2 separate regions of the Homo sapiens genome follow, and region 1 is linked to region 2. A link is an interaction called in ENCODE POLR2A ChIA-PET data of the cell type or tissue named here. Cell type or tissue: CD4-positive, alpha-beta T cell. All regions are shown on one strand. Links, peaks and the distances in the headings refer to the core of each region. The heading gives the core; the rest is flanking DNA.

Region 1 (4,395 bases), core at 286-4,285, 770 kb before region 2:
GGAATATGAATGGCCGATAAAGACATGAAAAGATATTCTAAGCCATTTTTAATCAGAGAGGTGCAAATTCACATAACATATTTTACAGGCACAAGAATGACATCAAGTAGTAAGATATTAAGCGTGAAGACTGGATCAGCATGAAGAAGCTTTTAAAGCTGATGGAAATGTTCTGCGACTAGACTGGTGATGGCTGCACGAAAATCACTGAAGTATACACTTAAAATGGGTGAATTTTGTATTGTATAAATTATAGCTCAATAAAGCTGTCTTAATAATGATTATAAGCTGGGCAGAGTAGCACACGCCTGTAATCGTAATACTTTGGAAGGCTGAGGCAGGCGATCACTTGAGTCCAGGAGTTTGGGATAAGCCTGGGCACCATGGCGAAACCCCATCTCGACAAAAAATACAAAAATTAGTTGGGTATGATGGTGCAAGCTTGTGGTCCCTGCTACTCAGGAGGCTGAGGTGGGACGATCACTTGAGCCCAAGAATCTGAGGTTACAGTCAGCCAAGATCGTACCACTGCACTCCAGCCTGGTTGACAGGGCAAGACCCTGTCTTAAAAAAACAAAAATGATATACAGTGCTAAAGGAATATAAAGTGATACAAACTCTTAGAAAAGCAATTCAACAGTATCTGGTAAAGTTAAATACTCTATGAGCCAGCATTTCCATTCCTACGTAAATACCTTTGAGAAACTTTTACACATGTACATCAGGTACCATGTATGGGATGTGTTCACAGCAACAATATTTATTTTTAAAAAAAAAGAAAGAAAATGTTCACTGGCAGCAGAATAAAAAAAAAGTTGTAAATTCACAAAGTAGAATATTATACAGCAAAGAAAATGAATGAACATTACAATAGCTTACAAAATAATATGGATCAACTGGGAAATACTGTTAGGTGAAAAATATCAAAGACCCAGAAAACTACACAAAGTGATACTATTTTTAATAAGGTCAAAAATAAGCCAAACTAAACATATTGTGTTAAAATACGTGCATGCATGAGAAAACTATTTTTTACAAGGCAAGAAATCAAACACAAAATTCAGGCCACCCCAGAGTGATGGGGGTGGCATAGCAGGAAAGGACTAAAAAAGAGTGGTTGGTCCCTGAGCAGTGCTGTTAATGTTGTAGTTGTTGACTGCATGGTGAGTTTGGGATATTCAAAATCATTATGCTTTAAAACTTAAATATATTGTACATATATAAATCAAATATTAAGATTTCAACAAGCTGATTTATTTATTTATTTTTTTGAGACAGAGTCTTGCTCTGTCCCCCAGGCTGGAGTGCAATGGCATGATCTTGGCGCACCGCAACCTCCGCCTCCCATTTTTTTGTAGAGATGAGCTTTCACCGTGTTGGCCAGGCTGGTCTTGAACTCCTGACCTCAGGTGATCCGCCCGCCTCAGCCTCCCAAAGTGTTGGGATTACAGGCGTGAGCCACCACACCCAGTGATTTTTTTAAGTTGTGCACTTTTATTCAACTGGTCTCAAGTCAGTGTACAGGTAAGCCCTGGCTGCCTGTACCCACTCCCAGGGAGACCAAAAGCCTTCATACATCTCAAGCTGGGGGACAAAAGAGGGGGGCCACGAAGGCTGATCATTCAAAATAAAACAAACTTAAAAAGTATTAAGGCAAAAATTTAAAAAAATTTGCATTACCTAATTTACAAGAAACCTCCCCTATGTGGACTCGGAGGAGGACTAGGCCATTCTCCTTAGACACAAGTCGGGTGGCTTTTAGGAGGGCAAACAACTTCCTGTAACAATGCATCTCACGATATTTGGAATGACTATTAAAAAAAAGAACAATGTACAAACAAGAAATAGAGTCCTCAGCCACACTGCAGAAATTTGGGGGATGTTCACTCCAACCGACTGCTGTCACCTTCACCGTTCCAGTTTTTAAATCCTGAGTCAAGCCAAAACAAAAACAAAAACAAAAACAAAACAAAACAAAAAATAAAGCCATGCCAATCTCATCTTGTTTTCTGCACAAGTCAGGTTTTGTCAAGAAAGGGTGTAACACAACTAAGTCACAGTCCGCCTAGAAGCATTTGAAGGATGGATGATGGAGCCGGACTCATCATACTCCTGCTTGCTGATCCACATCTGCTGGAAGGTGGACAGCGAGGCCAGGATGGAGCCGCCAATCCACACAGAGTGCTTGAGCTCAGGAGGAGCAATGATCTTGATCTTCATCGTGCTGGGCGCCAGGGCGGTGATCTCCTTCTGCATCCTGTTGGCAACGCTAGGGTACATGGTGGTGCCGCCAGACAGCAATGTGTTGGCGTAAAGGTCTTTGTGGATGTCCACATCACACTTCATAATGGAGTTCAAGGTAGTTTCATGGATGCCACAGGATTCCATGCCCAGGAAGGAAAGCTGGAAGAGTGCCTCAGGGCAGCAGAACTGCTCGTTGCCGATGGTGATGACCTGGCCGTCAGTCAGCTCATAGCTCTTCTCCAGGGAGGAGCTGGAAGCCGCCATGGCCATCTCCTGCTCGAAGGCCAGAGCAACATAGCACAGCTTCTCCTTGATGTCACGCACGATATCCCACTCAGCCGTGGTGGTGAAGCTGTAGCCACGCTCGGTAAGGATCTTCATGAGGTAGTCAGGTCCCGGCCAGCCAGGTCCAGATGCAGGATGGTGTGGGGGAGGGCATATCCCTCGCAGATGGGCACACTGTGGGTGACCCCGTCACCGGAGTCCATCACGGTACCAGTGGTACAGCCAAAGAAGTACAGGGACAGCACGGGCTGGATGGCCATGTACATGGCTGGGGTGATGAAGGTCTCAAACATGATCTGGGTCATCTTCTCGCGGCTGGCCTTGGGGTTCAGGGGGGCCTCGGTCAGCAGCATGGGATGCTCCTCGGGAACCACATGCAGCTCCCTTTAGAAGGTGTGGTGCCAGATCTTCTCCATGTTGTCCCAGTTGGTAATGATGCCATGCTCGATGAGGCACTTCAGGGTCAGGATGCCTCTCTTGCTCTAGGCCTCGTCGCCCACATGGGAGTCCTTCCGACCCATGCCCACCATCATGCCCTGGTGCTTGGGGTGCCACACGATGAAGGGGAAGACGGCCGGGGGTCATCGTCACCTGCGAAGCCAGCCTTCCACATGCCGGAGCCGTTGTCGACGACGGGCGTAGCAATATCATCATCTATGGTGAGCTGGTAGCGGGTGTGGACAGGCAGCAGAGCAGTGAGGGCCAGGGTCTGTGCTCACGGGGCGGACGTGGTCTTGGCCAACAAGATGATTTTTAAAATCATGACAAAGAGACTATCGGCCAGATGGGGTGGCTCATGCTGTAATCTCAGCACTTTGGGAGGCCAAGGCGAGCAGATTGCTTGAGCTCAGGAGTTCCGAAATCAGCCTGGGCAACATGGCAAAACCCTGCCTCTACTAAAAATACAATTAACTGGGCATGGTGGCGCACGCCTGTAGTCCCAGCTTTTTGGGAGACTGGGGCACCAGAACCGCTTGAACCCAGAAGACGGAGGTTGCAGTGAGCCAAGATTGCATCACTGCACCCCAGCCTAGGTGACAGAGCAAGACTATCTTAAAAAAAAAAAAAAAGACTATCTCTTGAGTCATATCCCATGAGGCCACTTCTGTCCTGGCACCACACACGGCAGGATCTTACTGACAAGAAGATAGTGGTATATTTCTCAAAAACGACAGAGGCATTTTCTTAAGCAGTGACTCCTAAACAAACATTCTTCACGGCTCTGACAGATGTCAAAAAGTATAAATCACTGGGCTGCGGATTGGACAAACTTAAAATGGCAACCGCAGAACAGAACTCTTCACAATTCTCTTGGTCAGAATCAGCTAGTGAATAACTATCTCGTTAAGGCCTGGAGACTTCTGTCTTGCTTTGCTTTAGTACTGCCACCTGCAGCAGCTAACACTGATTCAGTACATACCAGGGAGCAGGCCCTGTACGAGGTGTTTTATTTATGTCACCTCATTTTGTCCTGCCAGCTAAACACTACCATCAACTATTATCAACACTGTTTTATAAATGAGGGGACTGCAGCAAAGACAGATAACTTGCCAAGACCTCACAGTTCATAATCACAGGGCCGGGGTTCAAGGGTGAGAATGAAAATTCTAACCCATGCTGGCTCTATTGTTTCTGAAGCCACGTGGCCAAACGATAAACCAGTAAGTCAACTCTGACTACACACTTTTTATATCATCAGGGAGGGAGAAACTTCCCTCTATCTCCCAATATCTAGGAAAGTCAGTACTTTGGTAACTACATTTTCTATTTTTTTTAAAAGACTCCCTGTCAAGAAGATGTTTTTAAAAATACTGGCATAGAGGAAGTGCAGGATATACTCACAGATATGCATTCTGTTTTTTAAAA
Region 2 (4,395 bases), core at 119-4,118:
AAATTAATCTTGACCCACAACACACACCATTCACAAAAATTAATTCAAGGTAGCTCATAGCCCTAATACAAAAGCTAAGACTATGAAGTTAATCTATAGAAGCTAAACACTAAAGCTACAACTATAAACAAGAAAAGAGAGGAGAATATCTTTGCAATCTAGGCAAAGCTTTTTTAGAACAAAAAATGCTCTAACCAGAAAAGACAAAAAAAGATAGATTAGGTTCATCAAAATTACTTTTACTTTTTGCTCATCAGAAGATGCTATTAAACTGAAAAAATGCAACAGATTGGGGAAAATATTTGCAATTTATATATCTGACAAAGGATTTGTATCCAGAACGTATAAAGAATCCCTATAAAATTCAATACTAAAAGGACAAACAATCCAAGTTCATTGCCTAAATTCACATCAAGTAGGTGGTCAAGTGGTTGCAGGTATCTCTCAAAAGAGAGCTGGAAGGATTAGTTTGAAGCAGAAGCATCCTTGACAGAGAGGATTAGCTACAATCAGGGAAGGAAACAGGAGTGAGGGAGAGTCTCAAGACATAGTAAGCAACTAAAAAATCCAATAAATATAACTAAGAGTTGAATATACTTTACTTTGGCTAAGTGGTCTGTATCAGTCAGCTTTTGCCGCATAACAAACAACCACAAAATCTCAGTGGCATACAATGTCCATCTATTTCTCACATGTCTGAAGTTGGATGAAACAACTCTACTTCAGGACTTGGTAGCTGGGGTGGTCCTACTTCTTTGGATCATACTTCTTCAGATACACACTTCTTGAATCAGCCAAGGTGGCTGTGCCCCAGATGCTTCATTCTAGGGCTCAGAATGAAGACAGAGCAGCTTCCCTGGAGACATTCTGCTCATGGTGATATAAGAGGCACAAGAGAGCAAGCTTCACTACACAAACATATTTCAAGTTTTTCTTTGACACAGAAAGTTACATTGCTTGAGTCCGAAGTCAGTGTGAGAACTACCCATCTTTAGAGTGGTAGTTCCCAGCTAGAGGAGATTCTGTCCCCCACGGGAGGATATTGGCAATGTCTAGAGGCATTTTTGGTTGTCACAATCGCAGGTGGTGAGTAATATACTGATATCCATTAGGCAGAAGCCATGGATGCAGTTAAACATCCTACAATGCCCAGTACAGCTCTCCACATTAAAGAATTATCCAGCCCCAATGTCAATAGTGCTGAGACTAAGAAACCCTGCTTTAGAGGGAGAAACTGAAAAGTTAGGTGGCAAATGGCATGGATACAGGAAAAGATGAAGAATTTAGGCCTTTAATTCAGTCTACTGCAGATCTTAAATATGGATTCTTCTGTTAGAATTCTTCATTGAAATCTTGTAAATAATTAGCACTTAAAGATGATGATAATATGGAACTTTTAACCTAATCTTAACAGAAGTAAAACTAAAAGTATATTAACCTGGCCCTCTCAAAGCCCATCAGAACTTTGATTTTCTGATATTTTTCTCCATGCCTGAGCTCCCACATATCATGCACAAAGAGGAAGACTGTAGGTCCTGGGCACATCCAAGTGCAACAGTTGTTTGCGCTTGTATAATTGCAGCAGCAAAAGCATGTGTCATTGGAGAATGTTCACATTATCACTTCTAAAGCAGTTCCAAAAAAAGAAAACGTCAGAAAATATTCTCAATAAGTCAATCCCCATAACATTGCCCAATCTCAAAATCAATCGCTGTTAAGTAATAAGAGAGCAGACAGTCATGAGTCTCCCTGTGGACTGGGTGTCAGGCTAGAAGTGGTCGTTGTTCGCTATTTTGAAGGTTAAGAACAGTTCAGGGCCGGGCATGGTTGCTCATACCTATGATCCTAGCACTTTGGGAGGCTGAGGCAGGTGGATCACTTGAGCTCAGGAGTTCGAGAGCAGCCTGGGCAGCATGGTGAAACCCCATCCCTACAAAAAAAACACAAAATTTAGCTGGGTGTGGTGGCACGGGCCTGTAATCCCAGTTACTCGGGAGGCTGAGGCAGGAGAACGGCTTCAGCCCAGGAGGTGGAAGTTGCAGTGAGCCGTGATTGTGCCACTGCACTCCAGCCTGGGCAACAGAGACTCTGTCTCCAAAACAACAACAGCAAAAAAAAACAGTTCAGGGAAACACCCATGTAGGGAAAGGGCGGTCAAGTCCTTGATATGTGGTTTTGGCCATAAATGGTATTTCTAGTGGCTAAGATTTTATATGAGCCTGGACAACATAACAAGACCCCCCCAACTCTACAAAAATAAAAATTAAAAAATTAGCGCACACATGTAGTCCTAGCTCTTGGGAGGCTGAGGTGGGAGGATCACTTGAGCCCAGCAGGCTGAGGCTGCATTATTATGCTATGATCACATCACTGCACTCCAACCTGGGTAACAGAGCAAGAACTTGTCTCAAAAAAAAAAAAAAAAAAAAAAAAAGGACCATTTTGATGCCTTGCCTTTGAAGATTACCTTAGCAATTTCATCTCCCTGAAAAACAAAAACAGATCAGAAACAAAAAGGAAAAGGAACAAAGCTATCTCATAATATTACAAACCATTGTTGTGAAGCCACAGCATGTTCTGCTGACACCCATGTCATTCAGTTAGCACCACTTCCTTATAGGAAAGAGAAAGTGAATGTAAGACATGTGGTGCAAGGTTAAGGCTATAGATTTAAAGCAGAAGTCAGGATATTAATGAGTGAAAAATTCAGAATATACTAATACATGTAAGGTGGGATTTGGCTGATATGGGCCTTTACTGACTGTATTTGCCTTTCAGGAGTATATTGTTAGCCTGCAAACAACAGAATCCTTTCTAGCTAGTCTAAGAAAAAAATAAGGTGGAGAGATTCATTAAACAATAACTGATAGCTCACAGATTCTCTGGGAGGATCAGAGGCCAGACTCTGAGGCCACATAGCCAAACCCAGTGCCCAGACCACACTTTGGGTAAGGCGGGGGTGCGGGTGCTTTTGGGGGAATGTCACTGTCATTGTCATTAAACATCTATAATGCTCAGGATAAAGTACCAGAAGATCACTCCCGCTGTCTGTGACTATCTCGTCACACTGCCCTTGAAGAAATCCTGGTCTCATGTGGATACATATGATTCATAGAAAATAGGTCACATGATTGCACTATAACTACACAGGAATCTGAGCATGTGTAAGTTTTCTGGCTTCTACATTGAGAAGGTAGTACACACAATGTAGAAAATACAAAAATGAAGGCGAATCTTTGATGTTGTGTGGCCACTGAAGGAGAATATCCACTATAGGAAGAAAGAAGGAAAGTAAATAGTAACCAGGGTTCCGTACCCTGAACTGGCAGACATGGTTAAGCCTTCAGCTTAGTAGGACTGCAACACAGGCTGCTGCAGATCTGGAAGATGAGATGCTGCAGGATTCTTGTTGACCTCACTAAACTTCTTGACTCTCCGTTTCCTTGTCAAGACAGCTGGGCACTCTTCAGGATCTGTGGATACTTCAGGGGTTCACAATCGCAGTCTAGTCTTTAAGAAGGTAATAGTTTCTTTGAAATTATTTATTTTGTTTCTGTAAAATGACTGTCCTAATGTTTGAAATTTATGTTTTTAGCTAAAAGCTTTGGTCTCCTGATAAAATTACGTCCCAAAAAGGGTAAATACTCTGTGGCTGTCATTTATACCCAAATGTAGATGACTTAAAGATCCTTTCCTGCAAGCTTGCCCCTTTCCTTTAAGTTGGATGTTCTGTTACTTGCAACTGAAAGCATTAAAACTGATTGAGTACCACTTTCAAGCCATCAGTAACTCAAAAATACATCATCTTAAAATAAGAACAAGTGGTTCTTATTTTAAGACTGGGGGCTGTGCCGTGCCATCCTGTTCAACTACCAGGAACAGGTTCCCCAACCTGCTGTAAGACCTCAGCTGTCATCCCTCTTTGGGAAGTTCTTTGACTATGAAGATCTGCCTCAACCAAAGTCACACTCCCTTCCCTGGATGCAGCCCACACAGAATGGCTGGTCAGCATGAGCACATAAAGGCTGGGCTACCTATCCCCTACTCAGGATAACCCTCAATGACCATGCCAGCATGAGAGCTTCTCATGTAGTCAGCTGGGGCTTTTGTTGTGATTACATCACAGCTCATCTTCCCCATCTGTCCAATCCTGCCTCCTTCCCTTCCACAATTGTGGATTCCAAGGGCACCCCCTAATATACTTCCTCATGCCAATCTTCACTGCAGTCTGCGTCCTGGTAAACTTTACCTATGGTAAGTGGTATTTATTAGTTAGGATTAAGTTCAGATGCAGGTGATCAACAACCAACACAATAATGGTTCAGGTAGCACAGACATTTATTCCCCCCAAATCAAAGTCCATATCAGAGATCTAGAGGTAGTATGGTGCATCAT

The links. ChIA-PET counts read pairs that join two places held together with the same protein. Peaks named below come from ENCODE experiments on the same cell type or tissue, not always from the same donor. Only the 100,000 strongest peaks of a DNase experiment are listed, where the experiment ranks them.
Region 1: POLR2A ChIA-PET joins it to region 2 with 6 read pairs; 2 of 35 experiments call an interaction of 5 or more read pairs at or near these places.

The regions. Positions count from the first base shown.
Region 1 is chr9:6,833,248-6,837,642 of GRCh38, reverse strand. The region is part of intron 4 of KDM4C (lysine demethylase 4C); the gene reads right to left. It also overlaps the pseudogene ACTG1P14. Among named protein-coding and RNA genes, the nearest start is that of KDM4C, 77 kb to the right of the region's middle. RefSeq lists an enhancer at 2,321-3,042. In CD4-positive, alpha-beta T cell, for the core only: no CTCF peak of the experiment used is centred there; no DNase peak of the experiment used is centred there.
Region 2 is chr9:6,067,279-6,071,673 of GRCh38, reverse strand. It overlaps LOC124902116 (a long non-coding RNA gene), which reads left to right and starts at 3,382. Exons shown (of 2, transcript XR_007061410.1): 1 at 3,382-3,520. RefSeq lists enhancers at 2,415-2,474, 2,485-2,534. In CD4-positive, alpha-beta T cell, for the core only: no CTCF peak of the experiment used is centred there; a DNase peak (open chromatin) is centred at 2,573; H3K4me3 peaks cover 771 bases; H3K27ac peaks cover 1,159 bases.